Regions from separate parts of the Mus musculus genome. Here region 2 is linked to region 1. The links are chromatin loops, found by intact Hi-C in ENCODE. Cell type or tissue: heart. All regions are shown on one strand. Links, peaks and the distances in the headings refer to the core of each region. The heading gives the core; the rest is flanking DNA.

The links. Peaks named below come from ENCODE experiments on the same cell type or tissue, not always from the same donor. Only the 100,000 strongest peaks of a DNase experiment are listed, where the experiment ranks them.
Region 2: a loop joins it to region 1, with 2.3 times the contacts of the local background. A loop is called at or near these places in 3 of 42 quality-filtered maps.

Annotation. Positions count from the first base shown.
Region 1 is chr17:80,821,349-80,831,768 of GRCm38, forward strand. No RefSeq gene overlaps it. Among named protein-coding and RNA genes, the nearest start is that of Gm33596, 17 kb to the left of the region's middle. In heart, for the core only: a CTCF peak has its summit at 2,425 (motif pointing left); DNase peaks (open chromatin) are centred at 4,323 and 4,893; H3K4me3 peaks cover 480 bases; H3K27ac peaks cover 2,181 bases.
Region 2 is chr17:80,916,244-80,926,663 of GRCm38, forward strand. It overlaps C230072F16Rik (RIKEN cDNA C230072F16 gene), which reads left to right. Exons shown (of 6, transcript NR_131127.1): 2 at 6,924-7,106; 3 at 7,223-7,358. Among named protein-coding and RNA genes, the nearest start is that of Tmem178, 23 kb to the right of the region's middle. In heart, for the core only: a CTCF peak has its summit at 5,839; a DNase peak (open chromatin) is centred at 5,638; H3K27ac peaks cover 270 bases.

The DNA.
Region 1 (10,420 bases), core at 935-8,934:
TCCCCAGATCAGGGGATCCCTCTTCATGGTTCTGGGGAAGGTGCCCAGCTGATGGTCAGTTCTAGAGCTCGAGTGAGCAGATGGACTTAGAGAGGAGCCTGAGCCCCAGATCTGGTAGGTGTGAGGATGCTACAGGGGCCAAATGAAGTTGTGAGGAAGTTGCTGAGCCAGATAAAATGCAAGAGACAGGATGTTGCGGTGATCAAGGGCTAGTGGTCATGGGTTTTCTTCTTTGGATTACTTATTTGTGAATACTTGTGGTGTATTTACTTGTTCGTGAGTTGCCAATGTGTGGATCAGAGGGCATGTGGAGGCCAGAGATTGACCGCAGAAGTCTCCCTTTGTTGCAGCATCAGCATCCTCTATGTTTTAAATTTTATTTATTTATCATTTATCCATTCATTCATCTATCTAATACGCACACACACATATATATACACACACATATATGTATATGTATGTATATATATATATATATATATATATATATATATATATATATATATACAGAGAGAGAGAGAGAGAACTTTATGGCATAAGTGTAGAGATCAGAGGACAGCTCTTGGAAGTCAATTCTCTCCTACTACCTTAAGGGATCTGGGGACTGAACAGTGATAACCAGGCATACACACAAACTCCCTTGCTGGCCTACCCTCTTCATCAGATATTTTGAGATAGAGCCTGTCTCGTTGATTCTAGAGCTCAATGGCTCATCTAGGCCAGCTGGTCAGTGAGCTTCAAGCATCTGCCTGTCTCTGGAATTACCGACCCCAACAACTACACTTGATTTTTACAGAGGTTCTGGAGACCTGAACTCAGGTCTTCATAGTTTTGAGGCAAGTGCTTTACTGACTGGGGTATCTACTCAGCCCCCTACTTTGAATTTCAAAAAAATATTTTAAGCTGGGGCATCTTAGAATAACAAACGCTCAAGTCCCATCATTCATTCCCAGCATTTCCTCGTGGTTTCTTAAGCCATGATTTACTCCCTCCCGCTTCGTGGCTCCTGTCTTGCTTTTGAAAAAATATCATGACATTGTATCACCCATTCTACTCACAAATCCTTCCGATTTTTATTTCTAAAAAAACGAAGACTTCTTTTATAAAACACAACTACAGGGGTCGAGAGGCGTAGTTCAATGGTAGGGTCCTTGCTGTAGGTGGCCCCGGGCTAGAGGCCCAGAACGACACACACAAATAAGAAAATTAAAAATGTAAACTATGTATACTATGAGACTCCCAACAACTGCGAAAGTGATCAGCTATCCCTTCAAACATACAACAGTTAAAATTGACGTTACCTCATAAATATTTTAAATATTTTAAAATATTTCTTGTTTGCTTGTTGCTTTGGTTTTGGCTTCAAGGCTGCCTTGAACTTCCATTCCTCCACCCTCTGCCTCCTGAGTCCTAGGATTGCAGGTCTGTGCCGTCATGCCTGAACTAAATAGTTTGATCATAAGTCAAGTAATGTCCCACAAATGATTGGTTGACATGTTTATTAAATCTGTTTCTCTTTTTAGAAGGAAGTTTATTTCGGAGTGATTGCAGCCCCGCAGAGCAGTTGTAAGCATACACTCAGTTCGTGGCTCTCTTCACCCCATTTATTTCCCCTCTAACAGCATCTTACATAACCATTCCATAGTTGGTGAAATTGAAAGTTTAATATGGGTAAGTTGCTATTAACTACCTATGGGCTTTATTCAGATTTTGTTTTCCCTCTTAACGACTTCTTTTTTGTTCCAGGATCCAACCCAGAAGGACTTGGTGCACACAGGCATGGCCAGTCCTTGGATCTCCCAGTTTTAACAGTCGCTCAGTCCTGGCTTTCATGACAGTTCTGAAGAGTACTAGTGGGATGCTTTGAGGATGTCTCCCAATTTGAGGTTGTTTGAGGTTTTCTCCTGATTGGATTAGGGTTGTAAGCATTGGGGGCAGTGTGCATACCATTGTATCAGTGTGCATACCATTGTATCAGTGTGTGTACCATTGTATCAGTGTGTATACCATTGTATCAGTGTGTATACCATTGTATCAGTGTGCATACCATTGTTTCAGTGTGTATAGCACTGTATCAGTGTGTATACCATTGTATCAGTGTGTATACCATTGTATCAGTGTGTATACCATTGTACCAGTGTGTATATCATTGTATCACTGTGTATCATAGTGTATGTCATCATGATTTTATGTCTTTTAAACCCTTCCTCTTCTCCCTCCTTCTCTTCTCTCTGTCTATTCCTGTCTCTTTCAGACAGGGTCTCACTATGTAACTGAAACTGACTTTAAACTCTTAATCCTCCTGCCTCAGCTTCCAAGTCTGGAATTCTAGTCCTGTGACCACCATGCCAAGCATCTGTATTTTTAATGCAGATGGCCTATTACACCCTCTGGAGGCCTTGGTCATTATTGAAACTGAGGAATGAGGAATGAGAAGCTGTGTTGGGTAATATGTGGAAGATGGTCATGGCTTAAAGGCTTGATCCCCAGGGGTCAATGCCAGAGGTGTTGAGGATTTTCAGGAAGTCCAGCTTTATGAGAGAGGCTCAAGTTGGTGGGAGTTGTGCTTTTGAGAGGGAGGTGGGACCTAGTGGTGCGCTCATATCCCTGGTCTTGGCTTGTGATATAGATAGTTTGCTTTGGATGTCCTTCTGTCATGAAATGACATCATTCCCAGACATATTGACATTATTCACAAGTCAATCGGGCCACCTGACCTTGGACTGGATCTTAGCTATGTATATACAGTGGTCTTAACTAGGATGAAACACCAAGCTTAAAGCAAATTGGGAAAGAAAGTGTTTATTTGACTTATAAGGAAGTCAGGACAGGAAGCTGGAGGCAGGAATGGATGCAGAAACCATGGAGGAGTGTTGTTTACTGTCTTTTTCTCCATGGCTTGATCAGTTTGCTCTCTTATAGAACCCAAGACCACCAACCTAGGGGTGACTCCACCCAAAATGGATCAGGCCCTTTCCATTCATCACTAATTAAAAAAAAAAAAACTATAGCTTTGCCTACAACCTGCTTTTAAGGAGGCATTTTCTCAGGGCCTCCACAGAGGTTCCTTCTTCTCAGAAGACGATAGCTTCTGTCAAGCTGACATCAAACAAGCCCACAGGCTCTCAACTTTCCTGGGCCTGTGACCCTTTAACACAGTTCCTCATATTGTGGTGACCCCTCAACCACAAAATTATTTTTGTTGCTACTTTGTAACTGTAGTTTTGCTAGTTGTATGAGTTGCAATGTAAATAGTTGATACACAGGATATCTGATATGCAACCCCCAAAGAGGCTGTGACCCACGGGTTGAGAACCATTGCTCTATGATGGTTAGTGATAGACACACAGGGGAACCGGTTACGGCTTCCTTCTTTGCAGGGTACTGCCAGACAAGATTCAGGAATCCATCACCAAAGATCAGCCTCGGAGGACATGTTGCTTTGATAGCAGAGATCTCAGGATGAGTGATTGCAATTAGCACTTGTTGCTATTTCATACATCCATATAGCTCCAATCTGTGAGTCGAATGATTTGTTCTCTAACGCTGGCTTAGTGTCGCTGTATTGATCTCTCCAACAGTGGTCCAGGAGTGGCTCCCTATGGGCTCTGATACCTTGGGTTTAGGAAGCCTCTGTATTTCACTCACTGACCGGTCGTGGCGCTGCTCTACCCTAAGGAAGAGTTCCATGTGGAGGCCTTGGGCTTGAAAGCAGCTTGCGTTTCTGAGCCCAGACCTTGAGAAGTGCAACTGGGTTCCCAGTGCCAATGTGGAAAGAGCAGCTGCAAAGCAACGAATAGAGAGCAGAGAGAATCTCCTAGGAGGAGAAGGGTGTGGCCCTTAAACACATTTTAGGATTACAGATAAGATTTCTATATCTGGGACTCAGGATGCTGACCCCAGAGCGCTACCGTGATGGGTCCCCTTGCTAATGGAGCTGCAGTTGTAATTGGAGCAACAGGCGCAGGCTGGCAAGGATGCTCTTTGTACTCTGTTTCACTGGTAGGAGTCTACTGTTCTTTGCCCTTGCTGGGTGAGTGGCCAGTGGGATTTAATGATGTGTCACACAGAGTTGTGCCTCAACCCTGGGAAAAGCATTTCAAGAAAATGCTCATCGGCCTTCGGGATCCTTGGACCATTAATATTCTTAATAGTGACAATAAAAGCTGAAGGAACTCTGGTCTCAGCAAGGGTTTCTAGGAGCAGCACAGTAATGAGCCAGCACAGCCCTGCCTGGGTGGTAGGGCCTCCGGGCTCGTGATCCGCCCCTGGCTGGCTGGCTCTCCTTGGTTTTTCCATTTTACCCCACTTCCTGGGCTCTGGTGGAAAGTGCAGAGAACACTCTCTGTGACCTGATACGTACGTCTTGTCAAACAACGATGTGGGAGTGCAGACGGCAGCCAGAGTTGGAAGAGAAGAAGAGAAGAGAAGGCATGTGTGTGTGTGTGTGTGTGTGTGTGTTACATTTCGCCAACAGAAATTACTTCATAACAAGCAGTGACAGAATGTCTGCCCGTGGAGCTCTGCAGAGAGAAGGAAAATTTATTTGGCGTTTGGTTTTTATTTTTTTATTTTTTTCAGCGAGCACAGGCCATTTGAAAGGAGTTGAGAGAAAGAAGAAAAGGAAAGAAATTTAAAGTGCCAAGAATAATCTATGTAGCACTCCCTCCCTCTTCCTGTTCATGTGAAAAGATCTTTCTATTGGGGTAACTCACACCAACCACATCTGGTTTTTCTCCCTGCCTTTTCTGGGCTTCCTGCCCCACCCCCACTCCTGCTTCCCACCCGAGCAATTGTCTAAAGCCCTAGGCAAACCCCAGTACATTGTTGGCCCCCAGAGGCCTCGAGACAATGTACGGTCTCTTTCCCACTCTACATGTGTCTCCCCCCGCCCCCACTTAAGACTGGCTGTCTGACCTTTGTATCTGCCTTATCTCGGCGACCTTGTGAAACATTTGCATCTAAGAATAACCTAGCATGTTATAAACAAATAGACCCAACTCCTGGGAAAGCCTCCCGGGAAGGTCCTTCCTCATTCCTGCCAGGAAACCCAAGCTGGGATGGGAGTCGGCAATAGAACGTGATTTTAGGGTCCCTGGCTGCGTTCAATTTCCCCTCCTGGAGCTTTTCGCTAGAATCTGGCTTCCCTTGACATTTCTCTCAATTTTCAAGGACACCTGGGCCATGGCCAGATATGGGCACCTTGGTTAGGTCACCTGGGCCATGGCCAGAGATGGGCACCCTGATGAGGTCTGGAAGCACAGCAGAGAGTGTGGGTACCCCCTCCAGTCCTGGAGAGCAGAGTTTCTGGGTGGGGTAGGAGAACTATGAATCCCGAGGGATTTGAGGGCACAGTTTTTGTTTTAATTTTAATTTTTTTTTATCTACAACTCTAGCTTCTGTGTTTCTCCTCTTCCTCTTCCTCCTCTGCCTTCTTCCTCTTCCCCTTCTTCCTTCTCTTCTTTGCTCCTTTCATCTTGGAGATCAGTTCTCAAAAGTTGGCCTTGAGCTTAATATGTAGCCAAGCATGCCCTTGAACTTCTGATCTTCCTATATCCTGCTGGGATTACAGGAATGTGCAACCATGAACAGGTTCCTGTAGTGCTGGGGATGGAGTCCAGGGTTTCGTGCTAGGCAAGCATTCTGCCACCAGAACTATGCTCCCAGCTCTTCCCCATTCTCCTTGGCATACGGTAATCTCCGACTCTGAAGCAGAGGCGACAGTAGGAAGAGTGTGCATGCTTATTTGCCTATGATTCTGCCCCCAAATTCAGGGCCGTGACCATTTCTATTCATCACCTTATTAAAGACGCATGTTTCTAGTGTTTTCTAGGGCTCATGCCCACTGCTAGGGAACTCTTTATGGATGGCTAACTTTCTAGAAGATTCAGTGGTGATATCTTTATTTCTGTCTTGAGTGGGTTTCGCACTTCCCATCTTGGCTCTGCATTTGTTGAATAGGGCCATGGGTTACGGGGGGCTCTCTCGCGACCTTGGAAGCGTCCTTTAGATTTTAATAGCTTTCTTGTTGTTTGTAAATTGAGTCTCTTTAAGATGATCTGAAACTGACTTGGTGAAAAAGGTTTGCAGCGTGTAGCCTTTTAAAAGCACGCTGAAGGGCTGGAGGGGTAGCTCAGTGGCGAAGATCGAAGATCAATTGCTGTGCTTCAGAGCATTCAATTCCCAGCACCCACGTGGTGACTCACAGCTGTCTGTAACTCTAGTTCCAGGAGGTCCAGTGCTGTCTTCTGTCTTCTGTGAGCGACGCAGACGCAGACGCAGACGCAGACGCAGACGCAGACGCAGACGCAGACGCAGACGCAGACACACACAGACACACACAGACACACACAGACACACACAGACACACAGTGCGCATACATACATTCAGGCACTATACTCACACCCATAAAATATAAATAAATTCAAAATTTAAAAAGTATGCTAAATGAGTATAAGTACAAGCTGCTTTGAGAAACAAGCAACTCCCTATCTACTTATGCATACCTGGTTTAAAGTATGCAAATCAATAATTTTTTAGTGGAGTTTTGTGTATTCACAATAGTACTGGAAGGAAAAGTCTTCCTCAATTGCCTCCTGCTCTAGGTTTCTGGAGTCTATCAGTGAACATTTGTCACCTACAAGTGCATGGAGCCCTAAAGCCTTAAGTGGTCTAACCCCAGGGACTTGTTAGGTGGCTGGCCATTGTTTAACAACAGTGGCATGGGACCAAGGTCCTTTGTTTCTGAAGGTTAGTTACATAAAATTGTTATTTATTTATGATAAGATAGAGACACAGAAACCGTACCTTAAATCAGCTGGAATGTGGATGCTGATTGAGAGTCCTTCCATCATTAGGGCCCTTTGTTAGGCAAGGGTACTTGACCTCTGGGGCACAAGTTAGGCAATTAAGCTAAAGTCAGACAGAACAAGTGCAGTTCGATGCAGAAAAGACTGAAGCAGCCAACTATTTGTTGGTATAGATCCCAGCCCGGTGGCTGCAGAGATAAGGAGTAAGGATTCATTCAGTCTTATAATTTTCCTCCTCCCCATTAATCTATCTATCTATCTATCTATCTATCTATCTATCTATCTATCTATGAAAACCACAGCACACAGTTTGGCTTATCATAACTTTCCAATTAGCATGAGCTCATTAGCATAGCAAGAATGCGTTGTGAGTTTCAGCCCAAAAGTCATGCAACAGCATGGGTTCTATTTCCATCAAGACGAAGGAAGAGGGAATTCTGAACGTTTTGGTGGGCTCTTCAGAACTACCTCTTCCTTCGTCTTGATGGAAAATTAGATCTAAAAATTAACTTGGAGGGCTGGCAAGATGGCTCAGAGGATAAAGGCACTTGCTGCTTAAGCTGCTGCTACCTGAGTTTGATCTCCAGAACACACAGAGCAGAGAGAGAGAACCAACACTGGAACGTTGTCCTCTTACCTTGTGTGTGCTGTGGTACATGCCCCTCTCAAATAAATGTAAAAACAGTGGTTGACTTTGACTCTCTTATTATTTACTTTATTTATTTATTTATTTATTTATTTATAAATCACTTAATCTGTTGGCATCTCAGTTTCTGGAACAAACCGAGAGTTTATATGAGTTTATATGTGTAAAGACTACACACTCTTGGGTAAGAAAAGAAGATAATAAATGACTTGCCCATGCACTAGTCAGCTTTGCCATAGTCATGACTGTAAAAGGCAAATCTTGATTACTTATAATGTTAATTTCCCTACACTGGTTATTAGGGAACATGGCTCTGTTTTTCAGCTCCCAGTGTCCATTCATTATAGGGCCCAGGTTTGAGACGTCCCTACCCATGGCAGAGGAAGAAAGAAAGGGAGTCTGGGAAAACTTCAGCATTGCCACATCCATGAAGTTTTTGATCCAGTTGGTTAGGTCACTTGTCAAGGACAGTGACATGTAGGCCAGGTGAATCAGTGTGTGCCATGTTTTCTTCCAACAGAGGTCACTCAAGTCATTTGGTGACTGGAGGGCCTTCTAATTCTGTATGGGAAAGCAGAGCCAGCAGTTGGGGAGAACAGTATGTCATAATAGATTTTCCTGTCAATAAAGAGGTATGCAGCAATGGTTCGAGCTTATTCACAAAAGCACGCAGGTCAAGGAAGTTGAATCGTATTCACACAAATCCTTCCTTAGGAAAGTTCAAATCACCATTACTCACAATAACCTAAATGTGGGCTTCAAATGTTCAGCAGTGAATAAAAACTAGGTAGATAAGAAATGTGGGCCAGTCCAAGGGAGCTCTGGTTAGTTCATATTGTTGTTCCTCCTCTGGGGCTGCAAACCCCTTCAGTTCTTTCGGTACTTTCTCTAGCTCCTTCATTGGGGACCCTGTGCTTACCAGTACCCCCAGAGCTCCCTTGGACTAAACCACCAATCAAAACCACATGGTGGGACTCGTGTCTCTATCTGCATATGTAGCAGAGGATGGCCTAGTCAGTCATCAACGGGAGGAGAGGTCCTGTGGAGGTTCTATGCCCCAGTACAGGGGAATGCCAGGGCCAGGAAGCAGGAGTGGGTGGGTTGGGGAGCAGGGGGAGGAGGGAAAGGGATAGGGGATTTTTGGAGGGGAAACAAGGAAAGGGGATAGCATTTGAAATGTAAATAAAGAAAATATCTAATAAATCTATAAGTATGGGGCAAAAAGAAATGTGGACTAGTCAGACAGGCACAGAAAAAAGTAAAATATGATTACTTGCGGCTGAATGTTGAGATGCTGTGTTGAAAGCCTCGTGTCAAGAGGGACCACCATGGTGGTTTGTGTTGTCAGTGTGACCAGATTGAGAGTCATTGCAAAACAAGTCTCTGAGGATGACTGTGAAGGTTTATCTGGATCAGGTTAACTGGAGTGGGAACGCCACTCTAAATGTGGGTGCTCTTCTTGTGTGTGTGTGTGTGTGTGTGTGTGTGTGTGTGTGTGTGTGTGTGTGGTGTGGCTGTTCCAGAACTCAACCTAAGGAGAAAGCGAGCTGAGCACAAGTATTCACTAATATCTGTTTCCTGCCTGTGGACTCCATATCCATCCCTTGTAGGATTCTGCTTGGATGACTTCCCTACCAGGACCGACTGTGCCCTCAAACTAAGACAAAAGCAAGCCTTCCTGCCTATGTTGCTTTCATCACAGCCATGAGAAAATAAGCCAGCCCAACCACATATTGTATGAACTAATTTACATTGGCATTCAAAATAGACAAATCCAGGAAACAGGCTAGTGATGGCTATGGACTGAGGAGTGGGGTACGGGGTAACTGCTTTAGGCATTACAGTTCTTTGTGTGTCTTAGAGAAGTTCTGGAAACGGATGGTGTTAATAACTGGACAACCCTTTTAGTACTGAGACAATGGAGATACAAAAATCTCAAACTAACAAGCTACTTCTTTTTAAGTGAATGTTACAGCATATGAACTATATTTCAATCGGTAAAAATTTCCAAAGTTGGTAGGATTATTAAGAGGTTTTACTTTTTCATGTATTTCTATTCTGCCTGAATTTTAAAATAATGAACAAGTACTATTTTTATGTCAGGAGAGACAGAATGAAGACATCCTAATTAGGGGAAATACGCACAGGAAAAAAAAATCAGTTGTACACTGATAATCCCCTTGACCTTTCATTAGGATGCAATTCAGGTGGCTTGCTCTCAAGTACTTGCAAGTTAAAATCTGAACAGTCTTTGAGTGAGACACTCAAGAAAATCACCACAGAACTGTGTCATTAACCTGGAGGAGAACAATAGCGATGATGGAAATAGCCAAATCAGGAGAGAGTGAAGATAGGCTTCACCAGAGGTGTTAGAGGTCAGTGATACACTCCATGGGAAGTGCCTTTCCAGAGAGAAAGAGATCCCATTGGTAGCAGAGTCTCCTTGCTCTTCTTCCTTCACAGCAGATAAGCCAAAGCCCCACATTCCTCTTGAGTTGTACGATCACAAAAATGACAAACGAGTAAGTATTCTCAGGTCCAGGCTCTCCTTTCTCTGTTGGATGAATGTCTCAGCTAATATCTTGCTCAGAAGACAATGTGCTCTGTCCTGGGTTATGAGTGGAAGAACAACGATGGCTGGGTATAAATAAGATGGTTCCAGAAGATTAAGATGGAAGCTTAATGTAGAGTGGCCAGGCTGGCATCAGTGGGGGAAATCTCTGTGGGTTGATGGCCAAGATCTGGTGAGGATGGGTAAAGCTAAGTGTCTTAGCCAGGGTTTCCATGCTGTGAACAGAGACCATGACCAAGGCAACTCTTTATAAAGGACAACATTTAATTGAGGCTGGCTTACTGGTTCTGAGGTTCAGTCCATTACCATCAAGGCAGGCATGGCGCTGGAAGAGCTGAGAGTTCTATATCTTGTTCCAAGGGCAAACAGGAGAAGACTGGCTTCCTCAAGCA
Region 2 (10,420 bases), core at 1,105-9,104, 95 kb after region 1:
TAGTTGTCTGTGATGTTGGAAAAGGCAGTGTGATGCAATGCTATGGGTGTGCACTCTGGAGATGGGGGATCTTAGGTTCATGTTCTTCTACTTAGTCATGCTACGACTGGGAACTCTCAGAGTATCTCTCAGGTGATGATCAGACTGTAAAATAGGGGGGAGTAATAATGAACGAATACTGCAGTTTATTAGGTAGCACTTTCTGGAGAAACAGAATAAATGTATTTACACACATACACGCATACACACACAGAAGGAGATAGAGAAAACGGCAGATTCAGAAAAAAATCTACATTTATTTCAACTACACAAGCAAACAATATCTCTTATTTTTCCTCATTTCTTTCTGTCCACTCATTAAATTGAGATTACAGTACCTGGACTAAGGAAACAAATAATTATTATAAATAGTATTTTGCTTAGATTGGCTTACATTAATGAAGCAGAAAATGGGCTCCTTAGACCATGGTGGTAGCAGCCACTGAGTGGCTGAGCCATGAAAACACTTCTCTAGTCATCTCTGTGTGTACATGATACTCATGAGCTCTACCCTCAAAGCAAAATATTTCAAACGAGTTGCAACCTTTACATTTTTTATATCACCATGAGTGGAGTCTAGAACTAACCATATTAATCCATAATATTCTACCCTTGTCCCTGAAATACTCATGGCCATATTTCAATGCAAAATATATTTAGTCCATTTTCAAATACTCATAACCTTAACATTTTCAACATTCTTTAGAAATGCAACTCTAGAGTCTCTACATGTCTAATATAATTAGTATGTTATATTATAATCTAATCAATATGGGTTAATTTTGGAGACATCCTCATGGAATCCTTCCTGTTGTTCCAGGCCAAAGTACGTGGCTTCTTTCTCTTGGGAGTAATATCTTTAACAAGTAAACCCTTGTGTGTAACTTCAAATATGTTCCTCACTATTGGGTGGGAGACTCATGTTCCAGCTCCTCTCATGACATAGTAGAACCTTTGGGGGGGTGGGGGGGACGACCAGCCTTCTCTTTAAACTACAGACAAGCTTCATTTTCATCATAATTAGATTGGTATTCTTTATATGCTTTTTTGGTGAATAGTCATCACATGGGTAGTGTACTGAGGGCATCCGTGACAAATGGGCCAGGCACAATAGGCATTTTAGGTAAGATACTGAACCTCACTTAACCACCACATCTGTCATGTGCCAGCTATCTGGTGGATAAATGGCAGGCATGACTGGTATGAACTGTCTCTTCCTTCCTTCCTTCCTTCCTTCCTTCCTTCCTTCCTTCCTTCCTTCCTTCCTTCCTCTCTCTTTCCCTCCCTCTCTTCTTTCTTTCTTTCTTTCTTTCTTTCTTTCTTTCTTTCTTTCTTTCTTTCTTTCTTCCTTCCTTCCTTCCTTCCTTCCTTCCTTCCTTCCTTCCTTCCTTCCCTTTTTTTCTTTTGTTCTTTCTTTCTCTTTTTCCTTTACAGGAATTATTGAAGTGGAAATTTCTGGTTTCTTTGGAGACTCGGTTGTGTCATGTGATGTTTTCCTGGATGCTGTCTTATGAGAGGATGTTTGCTGAGACCAAACACATGGCGTTTTCCTGAAAGTTGTTTTTGCGAAAGGGCAGTGATGTTTTGCTGGAGTGGATGCTTGAGGGGGTGTGTAATGTTTAGAAAGAATATAAACATAACCCTACAGAGAGTGAGAGGACGCTCTTGAGTTGGTTCGCCTTGCAACACTTCAATGGTCTTTGCTGATCTTCGCTTGTCAGGACTTCATAGAGAGAAAAGCACCAAAGAACTTCTTGTGTTCCAGCTGCTTCTTGCCAGGTTGGCAGAGTCATGCTGATTCAGAGGAGCCTGAAGTTTCTTCTGGACCAAGCTGCTGCTACTGATTTGTGTTTGGTGTTTTGGACTGGACTGCTCATATTCTGACAACAAATGCTGTAATTGACCCAAAGAACTACTTCTAAACAGGACTACACTCCCCATTGTCTATTAAACTCTATTTCCCCCTATCTCTGGTAGGTGGGCTAGAGGGAGGTTGAAGGTTTTAAGAACCCTTATTAAAGTAGGTTTTGAAAAATCTAAACCTACAAATTATGGCCTAACTGGAAATTTCAAATGCAGGAAAATGAAAAGACAAACACAAGGAAACCCACAACCATGGATGTTTTGACTAAAAACCTGCAGAATTTAATTTGCGTCAACATTTTCTGGGTTACAAAAGAATTGACAGAGCCTGTGAAACAAGAGTGAGCCATGTCTGAAAAGCAAGTCATTTTAGCATTCTGAGAGGAGGATAATCTGGTTTATCCATGCTAGAAAACTGTTTCTTTTGGTAAAAGGAGACAACCAGGTTCCAGAGAAAAGGTCTTGGGTTGTTAGTCAGGAGTCCTGAGTTCCTGTCCCAAGATTTCCTTTGCTGAAGTATTTGGACAAGTACCTCATATCTCTGGTTTTTCAGGGTTTTTTTTTGTTGTTGTTGTTGTTGTTGTTGTTGTTTTGTAAGAGAGGGATGATTTTTTTTAAAACAGGGCTTCTCTGTGTAGCCCAGAACTCACTTTGTAGATGAGGGTGATTTCGAACTATTTGTAGATCTGCCTCCTGAGTGCCAAGATTAAAGGCATGTGTCACCACACCTGGCTTACATGTCAGCTTTCTTGATAGTGTTGTAGGCAAGCTTCTATCAGCGACTTCGTGAGTTCTTTTGTGGTTGCGATTGTGTGCTGCAAGCTTGAGTATGAGACAGTGTGTGTGAGTGTGGCACCTCGAGTTCAGAGGTCAATGTCAATGTCAGCTGTCTTCCTCTCTTTACCTTCCACCTTTTCTGAGACAAGGTCTTGTCCTAAGCCTAGAGCTTGTCATTTGACTTGCCAGGCTGGCCTGCTCTTCTGGGATCCTCCTGGTTCCAGCTCCCAGCCTTGGGTCCCACATCACCATGCCTGCTTTTTACACAGGTAAGAGGGATACAAACTTAGATACTCATGCTTGCATACAATAAGACATACATATGCTTGCATATAATAATACATACAGTGCTTTACCCATTGCACTATCTCCCCAGCCTCCATAGGAAACAGCATTTACTACAGTGCAGTAGTTAAATGTGGTGTTTTCAGAAGTTAGATAAGACTTAGTCTCAGGCTGATATGCCCAGGTCAATAGCTGTGTGATTTTAGAAAAATTCAATCTTTCCATTTTCCATTATTTCATCACCCTTAAAATGGCTCCAAGGGTAATAACTCCTGAATGGACTGTCCTGGAGGTTAAATACACTTGAACTGTTGATAAGTAGGAGCTGTTGTAGTCAGGCAGTCTGTGCCACATTCTTCCAAAAATATTCAGACACCCAGGAAGGGAATCAAAGTCACAGTTTTACAGAGGAAAAAAGTTAAGTAAAATATTTGCATTCAGTTGTCCCAGTCTCGTGAGCACCTTGCTCTGATGCAGATCAAGCATCCACGAAGAAAAGAGGCCTCATCAGCTCTTTGTCAACTCAAGGTTCATTGAGCATTTCACTCACTAACACGGTGAGCTGGCATTACAGCCTGCCTTCTAGCTTCTGAGGGTCCACAGCATCTTGGGATGTTTCTAGTGTTTTATAGGGCTTGGGGTAGAAATGGCCGAAATAGACACAAGAGAAGTGTAACTTATCAGCTTATCAGAAATAGATTTCTGGTGTTTTGTGAACATGTTATCAGCTTTGGAGCTTAGGAGCCTGTGAAGTTTAAGTTTGCCCTAACTTCAACCTTCATAGGACTCATGTTTGATTCAAGACAGATCTCTCTGCTAATACGGCTCATTTGACCTCAGGGTGCCCTTGTTGAATTCACAAATTGACAAAATTCTTCTCTTCTCTTAACAGAGTTTGTATGTAGCCATTTGACACCAGTGAGCAAACAAAACAAGAACCAGAGGGTACCGGTTACACATGAAAAGAGATTAAGCCTAACTAAAATGGACTGAGTTCTCACAGCATGTTCAGCAGTGGTTCACAGTCTTTATGTCCAATCATTGAATCTTCACAACAGTCGCCTTAAAGAGATTCTCTTTTAATCCCTATCTAACTGGGGAGAAAACCGAAGGACGGACAGATTGAATGATTTGTAACCCAACTAGCTAATGGTGAGATTCAGATTTAATCTGTTGCAGCATGGCACTAGAACGAGACAGGTTAGCTATCCTTGCGCAATAGCACAAGATACATGTAATAGATTTTTATAGTTTTATTAAATATTGAACTCAGGAAAATTAAATCATAGCAGGCTGCAAATATAATTCAAACTTTTATTAAATGTCAGGATATTGGATCTTTGGATGCATTTTACTTCTGGGCAATCGCCCAGGTTCGAAGCATATATTTAAGTATTTGCTGTCATGATTTTGCATTGGTTTACAATTGCAAACCAGATTACATGGCGGGGGAGATTAAATTACTGACACGCTTTAGGGAGGAGACCTTTTGATCCTGGTGAACAGGCTCGAGTGTGATGCAGTACCCAGCAGGCCTCACTGACCTGGGCGTTTCCTTTAACGCACTGCTCTACCTCTATCGGGTGGTGTGTTGTCCGATTTGGATTTTCCAAAAGTAGGGGGTTATTCCTTATCTTTTAACCAGGTGCATTCCTACTGGAAATAAACGATCTTGGTATGTGACGAGATATGTGGATGCTATCAAAACTATTTTCTGCTTAGTTATAAAAGTCTAAAATTGCTAATTATGCCAACTTTTTTTCTTTCCCTAAAGTTCTCTAAAACATTATGAGAGTGGAAAGAACAACCTTTTTTTCATCAAAATAATGTCAAAGGCCACAGCCCTCCATGGAAGTATCCTCATTACCATGTCTCTGCCCACCTTGCTTTTGTCTGCACCCTGTATCTCTTACATGAAAGCTAGATTCCCAATGGTTCTAACTCCTTGCCTATCACAGTTATGAGATCAATCCTGGTAGGAACTATAGCAGCCTCTCCTTTGGAATTAGTGCTCATCCGGGTCCAGTGACATGGGCCTGGTATGGTTCCTGACTACTTCCTGGTTGACAGGCTTGCAGCGCCTGCTCACTGATACCAACTGCCCGATGCCTGAGACCACAAAGGTACTGTGTCCATGAGTCCTCTGCTCCCTTTGAGCTGAAGTTCTGTGTATTCACAAACTGGGCTATGCTTGAATCCACTACGTCTTTTGAGGATTTTCCAAAGACTTTCCTATGTCTAAGGACCAAGGGAGAGTGCCTGGCTGAATGCCTGGGCTTTCCAATGGAAACAGTCACAGGAGTAGGCTCCCAAGGCAGGCTAAAGGAACCTTGACACTCATTGTTATAAGAGAAGCCACTTAAGCAATCCCAAGTAAAGAAGAAACGCCAGACCCAAATGTGAAGTGGTAGGTTGTTGTTAAGAAGAAAGTGTAGTCAGGGTGCCAGATTGAAGCCGGCTCAAAAGAAAGAGCAGGGAGCTCAGAGTGCAAGTGGAACAGAGTGGAGCATGCAGAACAATGCAGGGCAGGTTGGGGAATGAATCCTGCAGGTTCTGTGATCCTTTAACGAGCAGTGGCTGGCACCAAGACCTTCAGGTTTGCAGCTGGCCTGGCTTGTCCTCTGGCTCCTCTTGCCTGTTTGTGCCTGTCTTTTGCTGCCAAGACCTCAGCAAGCCTCTCGCCTGCTGGACTTTGTGGTCTGTTCCATTTTCAGTTTAATAGAATTGATGTTGCTTGGTGCTCCCAGGACACATGGCATTGCTCTGTTTGGCGCTGGCAGTGCCTTCAACAGAAGGGGGGGAGGGGAGGGGAGGGGAGGAGGACTGCCAAGCAGCTATTTCCTTCAGCTGTGGTCCCACTGCGCCTCCTGCTTCTTGTGAGCGACAAGTCTGAAGGATTCTGAGTGGGATTTTTAAATTAAAATGTTTGATGTTTTCTATCGTGGAACATAGGAGATCATCTCTAATTAAAGTCAGCAAGTGTTTATTGAACACAGTGTTTAACAGCATTGCTTACCCTCACCCCAACCTTGTTATAAAAAAAATCATAGGAGCAAAATAATAATAATAATAATAATAATAATAATAATAATAATAATAATAATAATAATATACAGTGAGGTTCCAGAGTTCAAGGACATACTCACAAGTCATTACTATCTTCTCTTCCCCTCTCCTCCCCTTTCTCTTTCAGTTCTACAGACTGAACCCAAGGATTGGTGCATGCTAGGCAGTCTTTTGCCACTGGATATAATCCAGGTTACATTATGGCTTGAAATCATCTAATGCAAATGATAACGTAGCTAACATTACAAGCCATCTCAGAGCTTTCCATGTATCGTGACTCAGATGATGCCAGCTAAAACCAAACCACACAAAGAATATTTATTTCAGTCGCACTTCAGGATCTGAACAGATTCTGATTTTTTTTTTCAGCTTGTCTGAAGTATGACAAATTGGAACTGTGCATATTTAAGACATTTAAGGTGTACATCCTGACGTTTGGGTATGTATGTACATTACAAAGTGATCACCGCGGTCTAACTATTAACATATCCGTCACCTCGTAGAATTTGCATTTCCTACTCTACCTGTAGTAAGAACATTTAAGAAAATCTCAGGGCTATGACACAATATTGTCAAGTGTAGTCACTCACCATGCCTAAGAGAAGCGTAGCCACAGTGGCGGGCATGGTAGCGGAGACAGAAAGCTGAGAGTCTCAGCATGACACAGGGAGGGCAAGCTGGAAGCTGCATGATGTTTTAAACCCTCAAAGCCAGCCTCCAGTGATGTACCTCCTCCCACAGGCTATACATTCTGTACCTCCCCCAAACAGCAATGTCAACTGAGGACCAAGCGTTTAAACATTTGAGACTGGAGGATCTTCTCATTCAAGCCACCATAGGGTTGTACCTTGGATTCCACACAGAGATGATATCAAGTCATATTTATTTTGCAGAGTCTGGCTTATCAACATAATGTGCCCAGCATCACCCACATGGAGGCTTTAGTTATAATCCTCGTGCACTGGTTTGGACCCTGGAATTCGTTTGAAGAGATGTAGATCATCAGCTGAGTGCCATGTGCCAACCGTGAGACCCAGACTGATGTTGGACATGTTTGTAGTTTTGGGGAAGTTCAGGTACATTCAGTGGTTCCCTCTTTCTCCAGCTTAGCAATGAACCCTTTTCTTTTGCTGGACTATGGAGATCCACCTATATTGCTGCCTCTTAAGACACTTTTTTTTTTTGTCCACAGACCCTCACTACATTTTTCTTCGTGCCATCCTGAAACCATCTGTCTGTTTTTCGTTTCATGGCGTCTTCTACCTTCAGTGGCCAGCTCTTGCCAGGAATGGATTTTTCTGAAGTATCAAGAGGTCACAAATAACAAGGTTTCTTTCTTTCTAAAAACTTAGCAACATCCCAGTGTTTGTGTGTATAGTCTCTCTGTGTCCTCTCTGTCTTGGTCTCTGTCTGTCTGTCTGTCTGTCTCTGTCTCTCTTTCTCTCTTGTGTGTATGCGTGTGTGTGTGTGTATGTTCCTAAGGATCACCTAAGGAACTCTGCATGCTAGACAAGCACTCTACCTGTGAATTATACCCACACTCCTACGCCACATTTTAAAAACAATATAACTGTAAGTTGGGTACGGCAGCACGAGCCTGTGATGTGAGCATTCAGAAGGCTGGGGAGGAGTTCAAGGTCAATCTGGGTCAAGGTTCAAGGTCAAGTGCTGAGATGCTCACTCAACAAAACAAAAACAGATACAGAGAGACTTATAACTTTACCTTCCCCTGGAAGTCTGAAATTCTAATTAGTAACAAAACCTTTCCTTTTTTTCCCCTTTCACACACATACTTGTGCTCCACCAAATCCGATTAAATATAAACAGCTAGTGTCTGGCTAGATGATTAACAACCCATAGATTGCTGGAAATGTCGAAGCAAACCGTAGAAAAGTGCCCTCAGACTAACTGAAAGGGTTAATCGCATTTACTTTCTCCTACCAAAGGGCTCTGTTTAATTTTCACGTCCGCATGTCTGGTGTCCTTTGATGAAGTATGTCATCTGCTCTTCAAAACTTCCCTGCTGGTAAAAGACATGCATTTATTTTTAAATACATTCATAATTTCTGCTCTATAGGAATAAACTATGCCTCCGGGAAAGATGTGCATTGCACGGATACACTTTGTGAAGGTAAACACACAGAGGCATTCTGCTTTCTGTTAATTAATGATAGCGGTGCCAAGCTTTTATAGGAAACCAATTTTCCTTTTGAACACCAGGGAGATCTTTGAGCCTAAGAAATGTTTCAATTTAGGAAAACCATAGCTCAGCCAAAAGTGCAGACGTAGCAGGTGAATTACGGTTGGACTAGAAACTAGGATGCACGAATGCTCGGTAAGTACAAATGGGCCCCAGAAGTCTGTTCTTGAAACTACAGACAACTCTGGAAGTTGGAATTTGCTTCAGCATTTTCCCTGGAGTAGGAGTTGAGATGCATGGACTGCGGCTGTGGGGGGCTGAGAGAGGCTGGAGCAGCCCACAAGGTAGACCCTTGCCATGGGCATGCAAGGTTCTTGCTTGGCTGGTGAGGGATCAGTGTTCTCTGTCTCCAATGAAGACGCACCTGATCTTTTGGCAGAGTGGAAGTCTGGCATCCTTGTCTTATTCATTAGGAGGTTATTTATGAGACTCACTAACTGTGGCATGACCTCTTTGGTGTATTTAAAGCAATCCTGGGCTGATGCTATCGGAGGGTGTTTTGCACATGCAGATGCTGCTTGTCGGCAGGAGTGTTTGACTAGACAAGGTGAGAGAAGGATGTGAATGCCAAGTCTCTCTGCAAAGCCCAACAGAGGCATGCTTGGTGACTGAAGAAGAGTAGACATCAATGTTACTTAAAGTGAAGGAAAGGGAGCAGGGTGGTGGTGGCACACACGTTTAATTGCAGCACTCTGGAGGCAGAGGCAGGGGGTCTTTGAGTTTGAGGCTGGTCTGGTCTACTGAATGAATTCTAGGCCAGCCAAGGCTACACAGAAAAACCCTATCTCGAAAACAAACCAACACCAAAACGAAAAACAAAAAAGAAAAAGCAATCCAAAAGAAAAGTGGAGGAAGTGGTTTCTACTGAGTAAATAGCAGGGATAAATTCAGCATAGATAAATTGTGTCCACACAGGTATATACACAATGAGGTTACATATGATACCATATATAAGAATTACAGGTTGGAAGGCTGAAGTATAGTTCATTTGTAGAGTGCTTGCCTCGCATGCCTTAGATTTGATCCCTAGCGCCAACCACATTAGCCTGGAGTTGTGGCTCAAGCTTGTAATTCCAGCACTTGAAAGTGGAGGCAGGGACATCAGCTATTCCGAGTGTCACCCTCTGCTACATCCAATATGAAGGCAACTCTGAGATATATGAGACTCTGCCTCAAAAAAAGTACAAGTTGGAAATAACCTAATAGAGAGCAAGGACAAAGTATGACATAGTTCTACAGTGAAGTATTGTGTAACTGTGAAAAACAGCTCGCAGCTTTGTAAGAGTGAAGTACCCACCACAGATCCCTAAGGCCAGTCATCAAGTATAGTCCAGTATGTCCACATACATGCTATTTTTGAAACTGTGTATGTGGACCAATGCTGCCCGTGGGGAACAAAATTGGGGAAGGTGAGTGCACCATCCCTTGGTCTTGGGATATTTCTGTATTAATGCAAAGATTGTAATTAGCTAAAGATAAATATATACATAGCTGTAGCTAAATATATACATATTTTAAAAAGAAGTTTAAATTATTTAAAAGTGTTTTAGCCAAGTTTCTCAGAGTAAACCTGGGACTACACAGTAGTCAAAAAGAACAAATCTGTAGCTGCCAAGGAGGCTTTATGGTAGCTTGAAGCTATCAGGAGAATATTTCATAGGAGCGGATTTCTAGAGCATGCACTAGCTTCTGAGACAGGGCGGGACCACGAGTTTAAGTCAGTGGTTCTCAACCTTCCTAATGCTACATGGTCGACCTCCAAAGGGGTCTAGACCCACAGGTTGAGACCCACTGGCCTGAGTGCTCACTGGCTTCACCCCTTGCCCATTCCACCAGCTTAAGGAGATTGCTACCCATATATAGTCACTCTTTTCTTCTTCAGAGTTTACAAAGCACTTTTCAAGTCTTGAGCAAGACAGGAAACCTGTGAGTGGCCCTTTTGTCCTCATTTTCAGGGAAGCTAATGGAGTTAGTTTATATGCTCCGGTGACACACACAGCTAGGGTAGAGCTGAGCAAGGACTCAGACAGGGAATCTATTCCCAATGAGGCCATTAATCCCAGGTAAATCACTACTTTTCTAGGTCTTGGGTTCTTCAGCTATAAAATAGGCTTGCAGCAGTTTCCTAGGCGTGAGTTTAGAATTGTTTAAAGGAAAACAAGTGCCTTACCCACCCCATTGCCAACTTTT